2 separate regions of the Homo sapiens genome follow, and region 2 is linked to region 1. A link is an interaction called in ENCODE POLR2A ChIA-PET data of the cell type or tissue named here. Cell type or tissue: A673. All regions are shown on one strand. Each heading gives the region's core, and the rest is flanking DNA. Links, peaks and the distances in the headings are about the cores only.

The links. Peaks named below come from ENCODE experiments on the same cell type or tissue, not always from the same donor. Only the 100,000 strongest peaks of a DNase experiment are listed, where the experiment ranks them.
Region 2: POLR2A ChIA-PET joins it to region 1 with 10 read pairs; 9 of 35 experiments call an interaction of 5 or more read pairs at or near these places.

What each region holds. Positions count from the first base shown.
Region 1 is chr10:103,657,318-103,667,265 of GRCh38, reverse strand. SH3PXD2A (SH3 and PX domains 2A) reads left to right here. Exons shown (of 15, transcript NM_001394015.1): 8 at 6,152-6,283. LOC124902495 (a long non-coding RNA gene) reads right to left here and starts at 7,106. Exons shown (of 2, transcript XR_007062276.1): 1 at 6,129-7,106; 2 at 1,115-1,319. RefSeq lists an enhancer at 8,986-9,487. In A673, for the core only: no CTCF peak of the experiment used is centred there; DNase peaks (open chromatin) are centred at 3,225, 5,475 and 7,155; H3K4me3 peaks cover 1,838 bases; H3K27ac peaks cover 3,656 bases.
Region 2 is chr10:103,572,021-103,581,968 of GRCh38, reverse strand. The region is part of intron 3 of NEURL1 (neuralized E3 ubiquitin protein ligase 1); the gene reads right to left. LOC124902496 (a long non-coding RNA gene) reads left to right here. Exons shown (of 3, transcript XR_007062277.1): 3 at 980-1,998. Among named protein-coding and RNA genes, the nearest start is that of NEURL1-AS1, 60 kb to the right of the region's middle. In A673, for the core only: no CTCF peak of the experiment used is centred there; no DNase peak of the experiment used is centred there.

The DNA of each region.
Region 1 (9,948 bases), core at 966-8,965:
CCTGGGGAGGACACTTAACCACGTCTCAAGATGATCCCAGCTGTTTGGAGTGAGAGGCCCAGGGGAGGCAGTGTGGGCTGGGGGAAAACCCAGCCAGACTGCGAGTCCAGGGCCAGAGTCTCTCTGGGCCTTGGTTTCTCCATCTGGAGGGTTGGAGGGTTCTTTGAGATATGAGACAGGAAACTCAGAGGTAAGGGCTGATGTTGGAGATCCTTATAGATCAGGGGCCTCAGGTTGCTTAGCCTGGCATCCCCCCAGAGTAGGCCCAGGGGGCTCTGAGCTGCCTCTCAATCCAGCTGGCAAGTACCCGTTACCTGCTGAAGGTAGGGTCTGGGAGGGGCATGTTGCAGGGACACAGCCCCCGGCCTCCCTTCCCCACCCTTCTCCTGGCACCTGCAGCCCTGGCACCGAGCTGCCTGCTGGTGAGCCCACGAAGGAACCAACAGCTTTGCTGCTCCTCAGATCTCCCATTCCCTCCACTTGCTTTAAAATGACCATCTATGATTTCCATAGGACTTGAAGCCCCGTCACTTCATTCCGTGCTCAGAACAATTCCCATGAGGTAGGAACTGCTATTGTTCCTGTTTCCAGATGACACTAAAGCTCAAGAGAGGTTACGTGTCCTCCCCAGGATCTCAGAGCTAGTAAGGGCAAAGCAGGACTGGACCTCAGACCTTTGGACTCTAATTCTAAGCATTTCCATCATGAATTTCAGGTAATTACTATGTCCCATGTCATGTCCTGAGGCACCAGTCCTGGAGTGTCGAGAGACTCTTGTCCAAGGCACATACTTTGGTTGGGGAGCAATGCCCAACATAAAGTCCAGGAGGGAACAGAAAAGAGGGAACAAGAGTGATCAGGAGCCTCCTGGAGGACAGAGATGCTTGGGGAGAATTGGGAAACTGGGATTGGTAGAGAGAAGGGAAAGCATTCCAGCAGGGGGCAGCAGCTAGAGCACAGACTTGGAAAGTAAGAAGCTGCATGGAGCAGTGGTGTTGGGTGTTGGCGCCTAGTGGGTGCTCGATACATGTGTTGAATCATGAATGATGTATTGAATGGTGGTGTGGGGGACGGGGATCAAGGAACTTGGGGAGCTCAGATTGGCAAGAAAGACTGGGCTTGAATTTGTCCTTTATAGGCAAGAGGGAGCCGTGGAAGGCGTTGGAGCATGGGACTGACTTGGCAAAAGCCCAGTTGAGAAGTTTAAGTTGGCAGCCAGGGTTCCATCCAGGTGGTAGTTGAAGGAATGCAGATGTGAGGCAAGGGTGGGGCAGGGGTCCAGGGGACCCCTGGGACCCCAGCAGGTCCAGCCAGGGGCTCTGTAATAAAGCACAAGGGTCCATCTCTGGATCAGACTCATGCAAAGGCCCCTTCCAACCCAGGAGAGGCTCTGCTGTCTAGAAGAGGTACACCCCTTCTCCATGCTCCTGCCAAGCACTCCTCATCTAAAGACACCAGGCTCCCTCCACTGCCCCCTCCCCACTCAGGCAGACTCCTCCAGCCCCTAGTTCTGCAGGCCTTGGCTGAGAGGGGATCCAGAGTGGCCTCTGTGGGATGACATCACCGCCCACTGCCTGCCTGGCCTGCAAGTGGTTTCTCATCTGGATACCTGCTCGCAGCTCCCGCCCGCCCGGCTGCCCTGGCCAGGGAACACCCTAAGAGGCAGCTGCCAGAGGGAAGAGCTGGGAGCCTGCCTGTGCAACGGGAGGGAAGGGCAGCCAGAAGGACAGAGTGTCCGTGTGTCCATCCCACAGCCTTTGGAGCAGCTCCTGAGAGAGGCCATAGCCTGTCTGTGCTTTCCAATGCCTAGAGAATATTTCCTTAACTTTTCTACCTGTGTCCCAGAGAGTCAGCCTTCAGGAAGGTCAGGCCAATTTTCCAGGAAAGTGGTGGGGGGAAGGGGTGTGGGGGTGTGGATTTAACTCTGCTTTGAAACCCTGCCTCAGATTTTCTTGGCTTGGATTAAAATGAGCTGATGTCTGTCCACTCCCCAGCACCTCCTGCTCGTCCTCCAGGCATCTTCTGGCCACAAAGCTGGGGCTTCTTTCTCCTCCTTACCTCAGTTTCCCCATCTCCCCTTTCTCCCTTCGAGTTTGGCTCATTTTCCCATATTCCCATATCAGAGTCAAGGTATTCATATTGACACCACAAACCAATGAGTCCCTCTGTTCATCTTTCTGCCAGTTCACGCGTTTCACTGGTTCATTTCACACTTATTGAGTGCCTGCCACCTAACAGGCACTGTGGTCTGGTCAGTAGAGGTGGCAAGAGTCAACTAGAAACCCATACTCTAGGCCAGGCGTGGTGGCTTATGCCTATAATCCCAGCACTTTGGGAGGCCAAGGCGGGCAGATCACTTAAGGTCAGGAGTTCAAGGCCAGCCTAGCCAACATGGTGAAACTCCATCTCTACTAAAAAATACAAAAAAAAATTTAGCCAGGTATGGTGGTGGGCACCTGTAATCCCAGCTACTCGGGAGGCTGAGGCTGGAGAATTGCTTGAACCTGGGGGGCGGAGGTTGCAGTGAGCCGAGATTTTGCCACTGCACTCCAACCTGGGCGACAGAGCAAGACTCCGTCTCAAAAAAAAAAAAAAGAGAGAGAAAGAAACCCATACTCTAGTCTTTATTAAGCAGCCGCTGTGTCCCAGGTACCTGGGATGTAATGGGCCCTTCCCTAGGGACCAGGCGCCGGTGGCCCATTATAGGCCACATACAGTGCAGAAGTTAAGATCATAGGCAGTGGTGTCAGGTGGGCTTGGGTTCAATCCCAGCTGTGTGACCTTAGAGAATTCACTTACCCTCATGAGGCTTGCTTTGCCCATGCGTGAAACGGGGCCATCACAGGACCTACTGCATGGGGTTGCTCTGAGGATTGGACGAGGCAGCTCGATGCTGTTGGATGCCTCCAAGTCAGCACTGATGAAGGCTTGCTGTCACTATTGCTATGATCTGGCCATACTCAGGCCTTGCGGGCTCTCTAACCTGCCACAGAACTCTCTATTCTTGTTTGTTGCTGGAGCCTTTCTTTCCCACTCTTCTCATCCAGTGCCCCCACACTGGGAAAGGAGGCCCCATTTCTCGTAGGGCAGGGATGGCCCTTTTTGTGCCGGGTGCGCTTAAGAAGTGCTGTTGGCCACAGAGGCTCCAGGCATGGAACAGGCACTGCTGTTCCCCTAGGGGCACAGTGGGAGGTAGTCCGTCAGCGCAGCACCCGGCGCTGCCTCTGCCCAGCTGGCAGGGGCAGGCACAGAAGCTGGCATGCCTAAGTACAGAGGCGGGGCAGGCCCTACTGCCCGGCTGTTGGTTGCATTTCTGCCTGAAATACAATCCCGGCTTTAGCAGGGCTGCTCGGGACTGTGCACGTGCGAATGTATGTGGCACACTCAGCTGTGCAGGGTCCCTTCTGCTTCTCCAAAGGGCTGAGATGGGCCTGCAGGGCCCACACCTCATGGGAGAAAACTGCCGGGGGGCAGTGGGTTTCTTTCCCTGGAAGGAGGCCTCCCTTTGGGATTTCCTAGAGTTCTGTGGCCATTGCCGTCTGCCCTAGGTTGGAGGGAGCCTCCCCCTACAGAAGGACCCAAAGATCTAAGTAGTGCTTCTTGCACCTGGGTGCACACAAGCACCATAGGGACACAGGGGGGATGTCCAAAAACTACTCATGCCTGAGTCCCAGACCAAAGAAACCTGTCTCTCTGGAGCCCAGCATCAGTACTTTTAAAAAGCTCCCTGGGTGATTCTGTGCTTCCAAGTTGAGGATTACTGTGCTAGAAGAACCAGACTGATGGAAACAAATCAGAGGCAGTTATTCTGCAATGGAAAGACAGATGGGCTTGGGCCTGAACAAAATCATACTGAATGAATGTGATGCTCTTCATAGCAGCTGTGGGAGCTAGAGTCGTCTCTTGCCTGCTGTAGAGGGGCCTCTGGTTAGTCTTTTGTGAAATGGAAGATAAGGGGGATGTTGTGGGCATGAAATGGGGCGGTTAATGTGCCTGGCACATCACATTTGCCAAGTCAAACTCAGGCGTGTGGGGAATGTGGCTATAGGCTGAGGCACCAAGGGGGCTGTGTGGAACTTGGAGACCCTCAGCAATTTTTGTAGCCAGGCTAGTGACATGAAGCCCCCTAGCCTTCAAGGAGATTGGCAGACATATAGTTTATGCCAGTCGCAGTGGCCTATGCCTATAATCCCAGCACTTTGAGAGACTGAGGCGGGAGGATCACTTGAGCCCAGGAGTTCAAGACCAGCCTGGGCAACAAAGTGAGACCTCAGCTCTACAAAACATAAAAAAATTAGCCGGGTATGGTGGTGTGTGCCTTTGGTCCCAGCTACATGGGAGGCTGAGGTGGGAGGATTGCTTGAATCCAGGAGGTCAAGGCTGCAGTAAGCCATGATTGCACCACTGCATTCCAGCCTGGGCAACAAAGACCCTGTCTCAAAAAAAACAAAAGTATACTAGGAATTCCCTTTGGGCTGGGGGTGGTCTGAGAAGGCTTCCTGTAGGAGGTGACTAGTCCATTTCTGGCTAGTGGATCCTTTTCACTCCTAGCTAAAAGCACATCATAGGCCGGGCGCGGTGGCTCACGCCTGTAATCCCAGCACTTTGGGAGGCCGAGGCGGGTGGATCATGAGGTCAGGAGATCGAGACCATCCTGGCTAACAAGGTGAAACCCCGTCTCTACTAAAAATACAAAAAATTAGCCGGGCGCGGTGGCGGGCGCCTGTAGTCCCAGCTACTCGGGAGGCTGAGGCAGGAGAATGGCGTGAACCCGGGAAGCGGAGCTTGCAGTGAGCTGAGATTGCGCCACTGCAGTCCGCAGTCCGGCCTGGGCGACAGAGCGAGACTCCGTCTCAAAAAAAAAAAAAAAAAAAAAAAAGCACATCATATTTTAAGTGTCTTATCCCCCCCCGCCCCCCCCCCCGCCAATAATGGTGATGGGAAGAGTTGAAGTGCAGAGGTTTAAGCAGCATCCAGTGCCACTCAGCTAGGAAGCTAAAAGGGCACCCAGCCTGTCTGCCTTCCTGCCTGGTGCCTGCTTAGCAAATGTCGTGCTGGTCCAGTGGCTGAGGAGGACAGAGAAGCTGCTTGCTCCTGGGAGTCCACCTGCCCTCCCTCTGCTGCACCCAGCTTTTGACCCCTCAAGCCCCTCAAACTGCCGGGGCCTGACCACAAGCCCCGGCACTGAAAGGCAGAGAGAAACTGAGTCAGTCTCTGCAGCCAGAGGGCCCTCTCTGGAAGCAGGGCTGGGGGCAGGCCTGAGGCTGGTCCGACTGTACCCGGCCTGGGCTCGGTGGCAGCGCCTGGGTGAGCCCGAGGGGCAGGAACGGAGCGAACTTGAGGAAAAGTTGGCGGGGGGCGGGCTGGGCTCGCCAGCCGCTGGCGCGGGGACTTTCTTCTTGGGTTTCAAGTAAACAGTCTAGGCCTCCTCCCCCTCCCCTGCCTCCACCCCCGGCTCCTCATTCGACGGGTCTCATGTGTTTCTATTTAAGGGTTGCGAGTAAACCCCAGTGATTGGCGGCCTCAAACCCTCTTGACTCCTCGCCTGGGCCTGGGCCGTGGAGAAGCTCTCTCCCGCTCTCTCCTCTCCCTCTCCCGCCCGAGGGAGCAGGGCTGCCTTTTCTCTCGGGTTTGCAGGGGTTGGGGGCAGAGGCTGGAGCCTCCTGCTTGCCTTTCCTTTGCCTCTGGCCTCAGCCCTCATGGGCCGCCCACCCGCTGGCTCGCCGCCCTCCCCGATGCCCCTGCCGGCCCGAGAGGGAGGCCGGAGAGACCCCGTCGGCCCCAGGCCTCCCCGCAGGCTCCCTCATGCCGGGCTGTGACTAACTCATCGCAGCACAAGGCTTCTTTCTGAGCTTCCTTGGCCTCCGCCTCCGCTCTGCCTCTCTCTTTCCTCCTCCTCCTGCCCGTCCCCTCCCCGGCCCCCTGGCTCCCCATGTCCCCCGGACCCCGCGGTGCAGCGGGCCGGTCTGGGGCCTTGCTATATGGCCTGTCCTTGGCGCCCTGTGAGCTGCGAGCCCCGGCTGCGGGCTGCCCCTGGGAGCGGCGCTGGCGACAGAGCAGCCACCCCCGAGGAGGCCGATGGACAGGGGGCGCCCTGGCCGCGGGGCCATGGCTGGCCGCTGGCTCACCGCGTGCTTTCTGCCCTCGCCAGGTGCCGACGCCACCGCCGAGCCCATGATCCTGGAACAGTACGTGGTGGTGTCCAACTATAAGAAGCAGGAGAACTCGGAGCTGAGCCTCCAGGCCGGGGAGGTGGTGGATGTCATCGAGAAGAACGAGAGCGGTGAGTGCCCTGGCCAATGGCCGTCCACTGGGGTTCCGGTCTGGCCCCCGGGCCGAGCTGGTTTTTGTTCCTCCCTCCTCCCCCACCGCTGCAGCTATACGTTATTTCCATCTGGCAGAGAGAGGGCCGAGGCGGCTGAAGTTTCCCCCTGTTGGTTTGGGCTGCAGGCCAGCAGTTTGCCTGGTGGTGGAAGAATGTCTCCTTGCTCGGGGTAATTAACCAGCCTGTGTTAATTGCACGTTTCAGGCACAGCGCGGGAATAAATGGCCAGCCCTGCTGGGGTCCCCGTGCCCTCGGAGGCCCGTGGGGCAGGGTGCTCTCAGCTCAGGGATGCCCAGCAACAACCACGTTCTGAGCCAGGGTCCAGGGTCCAGGCAGGACAGCCCAGCCAGCTGGTGGGGAAGGCAGGCCCTGCTGTCACCATGGGGTCCAGGGTCCCCGGGTCGCTGGCAAGTTTGTGGAAGGGCCAGGCCTGCGGGCGTTGGTTGGGGTCTGGTTGGGGATCTGACTGCCCCCTGCCGAGCTGGAGGCCCCAGGACCTGGAAAGCAAGCGCAGTGAGGGGGATGCAGCCAGGCCTGGGCCAGGCAAGGTCCGGCACTGACAGGGGCCGTACTGACAGCTGCCCGGGGCAGCTGGTTCTCAGGGTGCCACGGAGGGGGCAAAGGTACCTTGGTGTCCCTGGCAGCAGGAGTCATGGCAGGTGAAGAGAGGAGAGCCCAAGCCTGTCAGTCCAGGCTTGTTCGGCCCCCAACAGGGCCAGGGCTGGGACTCGAGCCCAGGACATCCATCAGCCCACAGCCTCCCAGGGCTTGCATGGGTTTCTGGGGTGTTTTGTTTCAGTTTCGGTTTGCTGCAGGGAAGGCCCCTGTGCTCAGAGCCTCTCTGAGTGGTGTTTGGTGGATACTTCCAGAGGGGAGGAGCCTGTTCTCCTCTCCTAGTCCCACTCTATGCCTTGCCAGTGTTTAAACCCGGAAAGGAAAGGCAAAGCATAGGACAGCAGTGCCTGCTCCGTAGAGACAGGAATCGAGACACAGGGAGGTTGCGGGGAAGGGAGTCTCCTGAGATCCAAAGCAGAACCCTGTGCCTCCTGGTGGCCAGGAGCTGTGGAGATGCTAAGGAAATCCCAGTGGGCCTCCTGGGGGAGGTGGGTGCAGGCTCCTGCCACCAGTGGCTCCAGAGAACAGGGCTGTGATATGCGTATAGGGTCTGACTTGTGGCCCTCCTGCTCTGAGGTCTTCGAAGTGCCTGCTCCCCTCTCAGGTCAGACTGTGTCTGCCCTTGTGCCTGGAGTCATCACCAAGGTGGTCAGCAGTGACAGTCCTCCCTGGCAGAGCCATGTCCCTGCTGTGAGGCCTCAACCTTTCGTCCCAGGTGCCCACACTGGGCTCCTCCCTGGGCAGCTTTGTCCTCAGCCTTTGTCATGCTCATGGTGCCACGTCCCTGCCCGCAAAGTAAGCTAGCAATGTCATGGGGGTCTGGCTCTGGAAACCCCCAGTACCTGAAGACCCAAAGCAATGGATCTCTAATGGTGACATGGGAGACCTCAGGCGAGGGAGATGTTTGTTGTAGAGCTTGCATCAGGAAAGGTGGTTGGTTCTTCTCAGAACTTCTGGCTAGGGAAGTTCTGAGCAAACCAATGGTTCTCCCACCACGCCTGCCTGTCACACCATAGCCGTTTAACCCTTGAGCAGCAGGAGGTAGTGAGCCCCCATGTCTTTGGGGGCTGCCAGCCACTGGCCAGGATGGCTGAAGATGAGAGCACACAAGAGGAAGTCATCCTGCTGGAAGACTCCAGGATTCCCAGGGCATGTGCGCCCTCTCCCCTCCTATCCCATCTACAGGACCCTGGGACACTGGAGTCCTAGGATTGGGGGAAGGAGCCTTGACAAAGGGGGAGATGCCTGCTCTCCTGAGGAGCTGCTGATGGCTGTTAGAGGTGGCCCAGGCACCCCAGCTCCCCACGGCCACCCGTGGCCAGAGCAGGCCAGTCTGGCACGCAGACTGTGTGAGGGAGCTGCTGTTCTTAGAAGCCGCATTCTACCTGCCACTGCCTGCTGGGGGGCTTCATGTCCCTTAACTTCTCTGGGCTTCAGTTATTCCTTCCATAAAATGGAGATGACCTTGTGGCTGGTTGGAAGCAGGGGCTGGAGCAAATGACCTCCCTGAGCTCTCTCTCAGGTCTGAACTCCAAGGCTGGGAAACTTGGTGGGACTCAAGGTGTCGGGTAGAAAGAGTTTCCCTGAACATGGCTTTTCTACTTCTGGGAGTTTCGTATCTTTACCGTTGGTAGAGACAGCTGCTCAGCTGCAGATATTTGCACAGGACCTGCAGTGCTGTGCCTACCTATTCAAACCCGTCTGTTGCTATCTACTAGGAGGCCTGGAGTATACATCCAGCCTAACCAGAGAAATGAAGTGGGTGGAGGGGAGAAAGGAAGAGGGCCAAGCTGCAGATCTCTGGGATGGTCGCTTCCCAGTTCAGGGAAGCTGGAGGCCTGACGGTGGGGGAGAGGAGGCGTCTTGTGCAACCTGAAGGAGTGGTGAGTGAGGCTTTTGAACTCAGGAACAAAGACCCAATTGTGAAGCCTTTGACCTTGGGACACAGTGGGTGTGTTGAGGCATTTCCATTTGCGTTGTTGGGCAATGGCCCCAGCCAGCACCATCCCCACCTCCCTGGGCCTTGCCTTGCCCACAGGGTGCCAGGACTCTGCCTTTGTCCCCTCTCACTTGGCTGGGAGTGCCTCAAGTAGAGTGTCCACAGGGGGACCCAGCCACCTCTGGCTCTGCCTGCTCATCAGAGCCCCTCTGTGCTCTCATTGGTCTAAAGAGAGATGTGCATGGAAGGTGATTCTGAGTCAGTAAACACCAGGTGGCAGGCCACATGCTTCACATACATCATTCTTTTGGGATATCATGGAACAACACCATGCAGTAGAAGGGAGTTTAACCAATTTGTGGCTGAAGTAATAGGCTAAGAGGCTAAGTAATTGCCTTAGAGTCCAAGAGCTAAGATCTCTCCCCTCAACAGAGGTCATGCAGGGAGGCTGAGAATGGGCCCATCCCAGGTGGGAAGGGTAGAAGTCCAAGTTGGCAATGCTGTAGGTTGAGGCGAGATGCAGGCTGGGTGAGATGGCTGTAGAGCTCCCTGGAACATCTGTGGGGAAGGTTGTCTCTGCATCCCTCCTTCCAGCTAATGGGAATTCATGTTGTTCATTGATCCATTGAACTTAGGGACAAGAAACAGCTGAGAGGGTCTGAGGAAGGTGATGTGTACCTAGGACTGAGGACAAACCTGTTCCAGAGAACAGGAGTCAAACCCAAAGTGAGACTTGAATAGCTTTAAGGAAAGCATTTGTGATCAACCAGTGGGCCTAGGGCCAGACCAGAAGAGGACTCTTTTTCTCCATTGATATACAGGGACACATAGAGCAGGAAGATTCATAGCTTTGGTAGCTTTGCCACCCAGCAAGCCATACCAGGGCATGCAGCCGCCATTGTTACTTTGTCTTTGGAAACCCCTCTACCCTTGACATAAGCAAAAGTGCATAAGGCGCCTCCTCTTTAGGACATTCATTTGCCTCAAATACTGCATTGGCTTCCCTCTCCAGCAGGCATAATTTCTGGCAGCGTGGTGACATCAGGGTCCTGGTCACTCTGATTTGTGT
Region 2 (9,948 bases), core at 695-8,694, 85 kb after region 1:
ACTACCAGGTGCTCACTAACTTCCAGGCAACCTGTTCCATTGTGGAGTTAATCTGTCTTTAAAGAGTATTTCCTTCTTTTAAACCAAAATCTACCTCCCTGTATTTAACCCACTACCTCCTGAGCTGCCTATCAGCCCAGTACTGAAGACAATTCTCAGGGAATACTCAGAGTCCCCACACACCTTCCCACCTCTTAGATAATGAACAAAACCAGACTCAGTACTCTAGATGTGCACCAACCAGCTCAAGGCATAGTGTGGCCATCACCTCCCTTGGTATATATGCTATACTTCTAATAATGCAACCTAAAAGTACATTAGGTTTTTTTCAGTAACCAACATTCATATACTAGTAGGCAGGACAGGAGCACAGTTAAGTGCAATGAATTTGAAGTCATCAGTCTAGGTTCAAATCCTGGCCCTGCCATTTCCTGTATGACAGGGCTATATGACTGGACAAATAGCTGAACTTCTTGGGGCCTCTTCAGCAGTGAAATCAGCATCTACTGATTTACATAAAATCTGTATCTAATACTCCCCTTAGAAGAGACGCTGTGAGGATGAAAAGGAGTAAGGTACACAGGGCACCTAATAGGAGACCTGGCACAGTCATTAGGTTAATATAAGCCGTTGTTATTGGCATGTGAAATGCCACATGATTCAGAAGAAAGTGCATGGGCTTTGGGGTGATCCAGGTCTGGATCAGGCCTAGGTTTAAATGTCTGATCCAGCACTTGGCTGGTGGCTTTTGGGTAAGCAACCTTCCTCCCAGCCTCAAATTTCTCACCTAGAGAATAGGGGTAATAATACCTGCCCTGAGTTGTTGTTGGAAAGATCCGAGGTAAAGTGGGACCACCCCCAGCACCCAGAAGCTACCCGATAACTTCAGATATTAGTATTTGCTTGGCTTGAGCACAGTCTCAACTAAAAGTCAGGTACACCTGTCCTCAGACCATGGGCTTTTTGAACCTTAATGCAGGATTTCACATCAGTCATGATGGGTACCCAGGAAATACTCATTGAATGAAATCACCAAAGACCAAGAAGCAGCAGCTAAAATGTAGAGGTGAGAGGATAAAGAAGAAAGAAAGGAGAAACAGTGGAGGATGTACAAAGAGAAGGGGGTAGGAAGAGGATCCCTTTAGCCTTGCTTGAAATCTTGCTAGAGTTGGGAGGGGAGGGACAAAAGCTGCTGGGAAACAGCTAAAAACGGAACGAATCCCTAGGGCCAGTGCCCAGCCCAAGTCTGTCTTCTCTCCCTCTCCACCCCTCAGGGTCAGGAGCAGCTGCAGGCAGCCAGCAGCTCCAAAATAACCATCCCATCAGTGAGCCCAGCTGTGTCGAAGCCCTGAAATAGATGAAACTCGAGACACAGGAGCTGGTTAGAACACCCTCCGCAGAAGGGACGGCAAAGGTCACAGTTGAGTGAGCTGATACCAAGTTAGAGGTCAGGGCAGTGTTTGGGGCCCCAAGCCATGGGAGAACACCATGGGACCAACCTCGGCCCAAGACTGCACCACTTGATGGGTAAGGCTTAGAAAAACCAGATGGGCAACCTCTCACCCCAAGCAGTGGGGTGGCCCCACATTCGGAAGCAACAAGTTACATAATCGGTGCCGGGACACGTGCCCACCTGCTTTGGAGGTGTTTATGATGGGAACAGAGATGGCACAAGGCCATGAGGAGAAGCCGCTAAGCTGACTACCCTTGCATGTCCCATCATTCAGGAAAGAACCTGTCAGTCTTCAGCTCTTGCCTGTTCTGGTGCCCGGCAGTGGCTCTACCAACACCCTGGGCCAGAGCAAAAATAAGCAGACCCTGCCAGGGCAGGGAGGTCCCGGCCATGTGTTTCCCCTCCTCTAGGTGGTGCTGGGGGCCCTACTCACTGACCTACTGTGTGCCCAGCCCTGGGCAGGGAGTCTGGGAGAGGGAGGAGCCAGGAACTGGGCCCTGGGAGCCAAGAGTCAGTGGAAGGGGCAAGGCTTAAAGGCAGGACATGTTTTTTTTATTATTATTATTTTTTGATACGGGGTCTCGCTCTGTTCCCCAGGCTGGAGTGCAGTGGCACGATCTAGGCTCACTCACTGCATCCTCTGCCTCCCAGGTTCAAGCGATTCTTGTGCCTCAGCCTCCAAAGTGGCTGGGACTACAGGTGCACACCACCACGCCTGGCTAATTTTTGTATTTTTTGTAGAGACAGGGTTTCACTAGGTTTCCCAGGCTGGTTTCGAACTCCTCAGCTCAAGTGATCTGCTGGCCTCAGCCTCCCAAAGTGCTGAGATTACAGGTGTGAGCCACCATGCCTGCCCCGAAGTCAGGAAAATATTTGAATACAATTCAGTTACCAGAGTCTTAGTATCTAGGATTAGACAGGACTTTCGAGGAACTAAGGTACTAGGAAATCCATTTATCCCTGCCAATCTCTCAGCTAGAGGCTAGAATGGCCCTAGGGTCAGGAAGTTTACCATCTCCCAAGGCTACCTATTCCCCACCTTGGAATAACCATGACTTAGAAAAACTCTCCTGGTGGGAATCCATATGTATCCCAGATACCCTCCTTGGGGCTCCCTCTGAGTCTTCTCTCCTTTACAGTAAATAACCCCTTTAGGATCAAGATCCCCAACTAAGGCTGAAGTCCCCTTCCTGTTTCAGAGTGGGCTAGGGAAGGTATTCTGGACGACACAGGAGTTGACCTGAGCTGAAACACAGGAGGGTTTGGGTTGACAGGTGAGAAAACTGTTAGCAAACACCTGGTGAAGAGCAGGAGTGGGAGCGGGAGGAGACAGACTGAGGAGGGCCCCAGGGCTTGCTGTTGCCCAGAAAGCCACCCGGCCCTGCCATACGCTGCCAGCAGTGCAGGGTAACCAAGGCAGGACCTGGGCGTGGGGGACCTCAGGGCAGGCCGGGGCCTCCTTTGAGGCAGAGCTTGCCGTCAGCCTGAGAGTCCCATTTGTTGACGTTCTCACATCCGGAGCACTGGCTAATCTGTAACCACAGGTCAGCCTGCAGCCGCCTGGCTTGCTAGCAGGTATCTGCTGGCCCCTGTTTGGGAGGCGCTGCCAGCCCTTTACTGTCTCCACAAACATCCTCCTGCTGGTCCGCATCTGGCACGGGGCATGGGAGGGAGCCGGGAAGTGCGGGTGCCTGGCTTAGACAGGCAAGGGGGTTCTCCACCCCTCCCAGCACCCACCTCCACCCTCTCCCTTTAAACCCAACCATGGGAAATTTAGGAGAAACAAACATGCTTTCTGGGGCTCACAGAGGGAAGGGCAGAACATCCTAAAATCACTCACAGTCACAGACTTTAAGATTCAGAGAATCTTCAAGCCACGGGATCTCATAGATTTATAGAATCATCTGGTCTAGTGGGTCTCAAACTTTTTTAAAAAGCAGTGGAATCCTTTTGTCCAACAGAACCCCAAGTTCTGGCTGAAGTCTAGGAGGTGGACCTAGCACCTATCCCCTCACCCTCTCTCTGGCCTTCTCTGCAGCCTCCAAGACACCTCTGTGGAACCCCAGTGTTCCAAGGAACCCAGCTGGAGAAGCACAGATCTTGTTCCAAGGAGCAATTTCGATTGCATGGTTTTCCTTTCAGCCCGATACAGAGACCTGGGTTCAAGGCTCCCTCTTCTAGTTGAAGAGCTGGTTTGAGGGGTTGGCTTTTTTGGCCGTGGAGGGCGGTGTCTTTAAATTAGGTATTCCTTTTTAACCTAAAGACAAAAGCCCTTCTCATTTGTGTAAATGCCTTTCCACATCTGTGAGGTAAGTGGGGTGTGTATAATTATGCCCAAATAATGAGGAGGCTGAAGCACAGAGAAGCTGAGAACTGCCCAGAGCTAATGAGTGGCCAAGTCAAGCCTTGATTCAGTGGGTCTCCTGCATCTTAAATGAAGGCATTGTCCCCAATACTGCAAGGCCCGAGCTCCTCCCTCCACATACACCCCACCCTGAGCCCCACCACTCTCTCCAAGGCCCCAGTACAATCTCTTGGGCCCAAGAGATGCTAGGGGCAAACATGAGATTGCCTTTCTTGTAAGTTAAAAACAGTCCAATACTGGTGATTACATATGGTTCAACTTGATATATATTCATTGTGGTAGAAAACTAGAGTGCACAGGAATAACTGAACCAGACAAAGCCCTCGGGAGCCTCCGGGGAACTATAAGGCAGGCAGACCGACCTTCCCCACTGAATCTGGCATCCTGGGCGCTGCACTGCCCCTCTTCCTTGTACCAGCACTGCTGGGGCCCTGGTGGCCTATCTGTGCCCAACATGTGCAGTTGATCCTTGATGCCTTGAGCTCTTGTAAGCTCGACTCTGGAAGGCACAGGAGGGCCACTGTCCCCGCTCTTGTCGGGTATCCAGACCTAATAGGGAGATCAGATGGACTCACATCTAGAGAAGCTGGAAGGTAATGTAGCCCAAGCTCCTGGGTTCAAATCCCAGCTCCACCAACTGCCAGCTGTGTGACCTTGGGCAGGTTATCAGACCTCTCTCAGCCTCTGTTCCTTATCTACAAAATGGGCACAATAATACCTTCCTTTATATACAAAGAGGATATATGCTGGATCTTTAAAGAGCAGGACAATACATGACTCAAAGCTGCTTATACCACTTAGGTCTCCAAGTGCTTCCGATGGTCAGGAGGAGGAAGGGTCATTTTGAATGAGGGAGGTCTGGGAAAGCTTCCTAATGGAGGGGAGGGTTTGGTGTGGGGCACTGATATAGCTGGCAGAATTTGGGGTAAGCAGAAAGGAAGCACCAGAAAACCCTCTGAAGCAGAAGGAAAAGCAAGATTTTTTTCTTAATCAAAAAGAAATGAAAATCATCAAAGAGGAAGAAATCATGATCGGCAGCCTCAGCTGTTTCCCCCAGCCCAACAGCTGGCTCAGGCTCCTTAAACTAATATTTGCCTCTTGGCCCCTAGCAGCCACAGCTGAGGGTAAATATTGGTTTAGCCTGGGAAGCAGAAGGCCCAGATGGCAGTGTGGTCCTCGGCTGGGGATCACTCATGCTCAGCACCTCCAAGCTGAGGCACACCCTGGATAGGGGACCTGACCTAGGCCCCTATCTCCAGGGGGCCTGGAGAACCCACCCAGCAGCACATGACCCTTGGAAGCCCATCCTGAGAGTCTCCATACAGCTCTCTCCTCAGTAGGCAGGCGTGGGTCTTTTACCAAGACCTGGGAACCTGTGCATGGCAAGGGATGGAATAGAATGCATAAGCCCTCGGGAGCCCCCACCTCATCCCCTCCTAGAACCCTCCCGGACCCAGCCCCACCATTTAGATGTGTTGATAGCCTCCTCCCTCTGACCTTACTCCCAGATCAGCCTGAGAGATCTGGGTTCCAGGCCTGGCCTGGCTGATGAGCAGCTGGGAGAGTTTGGGCAGGCCTCTCCCCATCTCTGGGTCTCATACTTCTCCACTGTCAACCAGCCAGTCCCTCTTACTGAACAACTTGACAGCACAAAAGCTGCTGGAAGCTTTCAGCTCTCATGGCTCTCTCCCCTGTGATGCATACACATACCCACACCTGTGCACACCCCTCACCTCCACAAGTCACCCACTACCTTTCTACCTCATTCCTTCCCCTCCTGGATCTGCTCCCCTACTGACCGCCAATTCCCCACCTCTGCACCTGTGGACACCCCCCTGTCTGACCTAAATTGTTCCTCAACCAATCCATTCTTTTCACCTCACTTAGTTCCTGACTTAAAACTTGTCTCCTACAGGAAGTCCTCCTGGATTGCTCTCTAGCTGCACTCCCCTCCCACACATACACACAGTTTTACTCTTCAGGTCACACTTGATTGCAGAATTGAACTTGGGCCACCTTGCATCAGTTATATGATGTGTCCCCCAGGGAAAACATTATTCCAGGAGAGGGGCTGGGTTTTTGATTCTTCTGTCTCCCACCTGCCCCCGCTTAGTGCCTAGGCAGTGGTAGGCACCAAGGGATGCTCTGGAGCACCCTGTAAGTGGGCTCTTGGCCCGCCAGCCAAGTCCTGCTGGGACTCACAGCTGCTCTTCCTGAATTGACATTTCTGAGAGGAGCAAGGAGACCTTGAGATACTGGGATAGGAGCTTCTTTTTCCATGTATTAATCACCCCATAAAACCTGTGTTTATTTAGTTGCTGGCGGGTCCTTCTCCCTGGAGGAAGGAAGCTGTTATTCTTGACGATACCAGCCTGGGCTTGGGCCAGGGCGCCCCAAAGAAAGAGGTGATCTGCAGAACTCCAGCATAACAGGGAGGAGGGCCTGCTGGGGCTGTGGCATGGGCACCATAACAGGGAGGAGGGCCTGCTGGGGCCATGGCATGGGCACCATTGTGGGCTTGGATTCTGGCCAGGGCAGGGAGGACCGTCCACTGGGGAGAGACACCAGCCCCTGCCTCCACTCTGTCTGGGGACACAACCCATCCATGGCCTGACCTGCTTACCTACTATGTGCCAGCTACCCTGGGAAGCCTCTGGTCTAAGGAACAAACACAGAGCAGGTAAGATTGGGAGGGCTTTGACCACAGGCTTCAGACAAAGGGGGCAGGGGCAGGCCTGGCAGAAAATCCCCAAAGATCAGACATTGGTTTGGGGGACAGTCACCCCAGGAAAGACTGGCCCAGCCTCAGAGCCACCAAGATGGACAGCGACTTTCTTCAGAAGAGAGACAGCAGCGGGGAGAAGGACACCAAGACCAGGGAAAGCAAGAAGGGTGAGAGGATCTAGGTCAAGGGAGAGAGAAAAGCCCAGAAAGATACAGGTGCAGTAAAGGTGCAGGTGATGGAGAGAGGGAGGGGCGGGAAGTGGGGCGGAGAGGAAAGAGAAGGCAGGGAAGGAAGCTGATCCTGAGGCTACCTGGGGTAGAGGGGAGTATCTCAGAGGACAGGCAGTGAACGAAGGTGGAGAGATCACGCCCACCTCAGGAGATCTCTGGATGAATCTCTGTGTCTCCCTCTCTCTCTTTACCAAAAAAAAAAAAAATTCAGGAAGAATAAATGAAGGGATATCTCAATCTGCCAATTGAATTTAGGGGCCATAATCAGTGTTTGAAAATACCCAGGGATTATGGTGATTTACGGCTGGGACGGAATCCGCTGGGGCCTTAGCCTTATCGGGTGTGCAGAGAGGAGCCTGTCAGGAACTCCAAATGCAACTGAAAACACTGCGTGCAAACCCATTTATAGTCACAGGGGGGATGGGGCTGGACCAGGTCAGGCCACCTGGGCTCTGGCCCAGGATGGGCCCTTCAGATTATTCTCCAAGCCCTCCTCAGCCCCTGAGGGTGGGAAGCCCGTCTGTCGTGTTCCACTTCATTCCCATGTGCCAGGGCCCTCCTGGAACTTGTAGGCCCAGCCCAAGTCTTCTCTTCCAAGAAGCCCTCCTGGCCTCCATCCTCCCCCACTGACCTCAGCCTCCTCTGACTTCCTGCCTCCTTTTATGTTTAAACCAGCTGGAGGGTAATGGGAAAGGTGTTGCTTTTGGCATCAGAACACCCAGTTCAAGTCCCAGCTCTGCCACATCCCTACATGGGCAAGCCAGGCCTTGCGTGGGCCTCAGTTATCTCCCTGCCAAATGGGGATAAAAAACACTCCCTGTGGGGCCTGCTTCAGAGGGGTTAAATGAGATAACTGGATAGAAACCATCTCGGCAGATGGAAGGCATCCCATGACCACAGCGGTTAGTGATTTACTGGCTTCTCTTGGGTTGTGCCCTGAGCGCTTGCATCGTCTGGAGTGTTTGCTTCATCTCCCTAACTTCCCAATGAGCCTGGGTTATCTGTGGGCAGGGCTGGGTTGCCCTTGGCCCCCACCCACCTGCCGTTTTCTTCATCTAACAACGCATCTGCCCTCCCATTCGTCCCCCACCCTGCCCCTGACTACTCTCCCCTACCTACCCTGCAAATATTCCTCCACGTCCTCTGCAGGTCAGGCAGAAGCCTCCACTCTGGAGAGCAGCCCGACTGAGTGAGACGTGGATTCTTCCCCATCTTGCAGGGAAGTGGACGTATGGACGGACCAAGGCTCTGCGATGCTCAGTACTGAGAGAAGCACCAGCACCACTTGGTGGCACACAAAGATGGAGAGAAGAATTCCGCCCAGGAAGGTTTCAGGGAGGGAGGGGGCTTTGGGACTGGCCTTGAAGCCAGAGTGGGGACTGTGAGGGAGGCCACTTTTTGCTTAGGGAAAAGCAAGAATGTTGCCCCACTGCCCTCACCTGCCCACCCCTCAACAAGACTGTGGCTTTCTCAGGAGCAGAGACTTTGTCTTCCACCATGTGGTTAAGTCCTGGGCTAAGTCAAAGCCTTCACAACCATTATACAGGTGGGAAGCCTGAGGCTCAGGCAGAAGTGGTCAGGTTAGAGCTCAAACTCAAGCGCTGGGACTCCAGTGCCTTGAAGTGTGGGGCCCTGAGGATACCAGAGCAGCACCAAGGCATTCACTTGAGCCCTGAGTGAAGAACTGTCCTCCCCAGAATGGGTGGGGACAAATGACAGCCACTGACCCCCTACTGTGCATCAGCTGCTCCTCAAAGAACCCCGAGAAAGCATTTAGCCCCACGTTACAGATGAAGAAACTGAGGCCCCACAACTAGTACAGCGTGAGGCTAGGATCTGCCGGTCTCTGTAGCTCAGGGACATGAACGCTGCCCTTTCTGCCCCCGGCTGCAGGCACACCCCTTTTACAGAGAAAATGCAAAGCACCTGGGCTCCCTTCTTCAGTCGCTGAGACCCAGAACTGCCCAGTTCCAGGCTCTTAACATGTCATTGTGAGTGCAGAAACACTTTTGTTGAGGTGAAAAACAGAAAGTTCCCAAACTACTAGCTAATAAAAACAGCTTCCTGATGTTTGGAACTCAACAAACAGGCTTCTGACTCATTTCTTTGTTTTTACTATCACTGACTTTTTGCTCAAAAGTGTTGTGGACAGAAGAACTTCACTGTTTCTAGGCTCTGAAGTCAGAAAGGGAAAAAAAAAAAAGGTTTTCAACCACCTTCATGGCCTCTTTCTCTGCAGGGAGAGGCGGGTAGAGATGGGAGACGAAGGAAAAAGTGTTGCTTGAGCATATACTTGGTACCCGAGACTGTGCTGGGCACTTTACTCACAGCCTCCCTGATGGAACTTAATCTTCCCACCAACCCATTTCACAGCTGAGGAAGCTGAGGCTTGCATAGCCTCTGCCTGGAGACAAAGCCAGTTTGCCGATGGCCTGATTTGTACCCAGAGTCTATGTGTGCGCACATGCACTTGAGTGCCTGTGCACAAGGAGAGCCAGGTGGGAAGGATCCTGGGCTGGGAGTCAGGTGACCTGAGTTCTAGTCCTACCTTAACCACCAACTTACTGTGTGACCCTAGGAAGTCGGAGATTCTCCTGTCCTCTTCCGGCCCCAGTACTTGTGCCATTGCAGGGAAGCCTGGCCCCTGAGCATGCCAGGCTGCTTCCCGAGGCTCCTCCTCCTTGCTCTCTCACTGTCCTCAAAGAGCCTAACTTACGCTGGGGGCCAGGGAGCAGCCAAGAGTCTTAGCTCCCCCAGTGCCTTCTGCTCCTGGATCCTACCCTTTTATCCAACATCCCTGCAAAAGGCACTGGGGTGGGCTTGGAACCCCGTCTCCTGGAAGGCTGCAAAGCCCAGGGGCTGACAGCTGGCTTTAGAGCTGGAGACTCAGGGCTGGCTCTACCCCTCAACGGCCATGGCTCCTGGGACCATGATGTAATCTCCCTGGACTTGAGTTTCTGCCCAATGAAGGGGTCTCCCTCCCAGGGTTGCTATGAGAACAGGCAAGAATCAAGTGCCTTGCACATAGTAAGTGTTCTATGAACTGTGGTTGTGATGATTAATTTAATTACTTCCTGGGGTGGTGGTCTTTGAGGTCACCATTTATGATTGTGAAGGTTGCATACTGCCCAAGGCACCACCTGAGAGGCTGCAGAGAGCAGAAATCACACCCAGG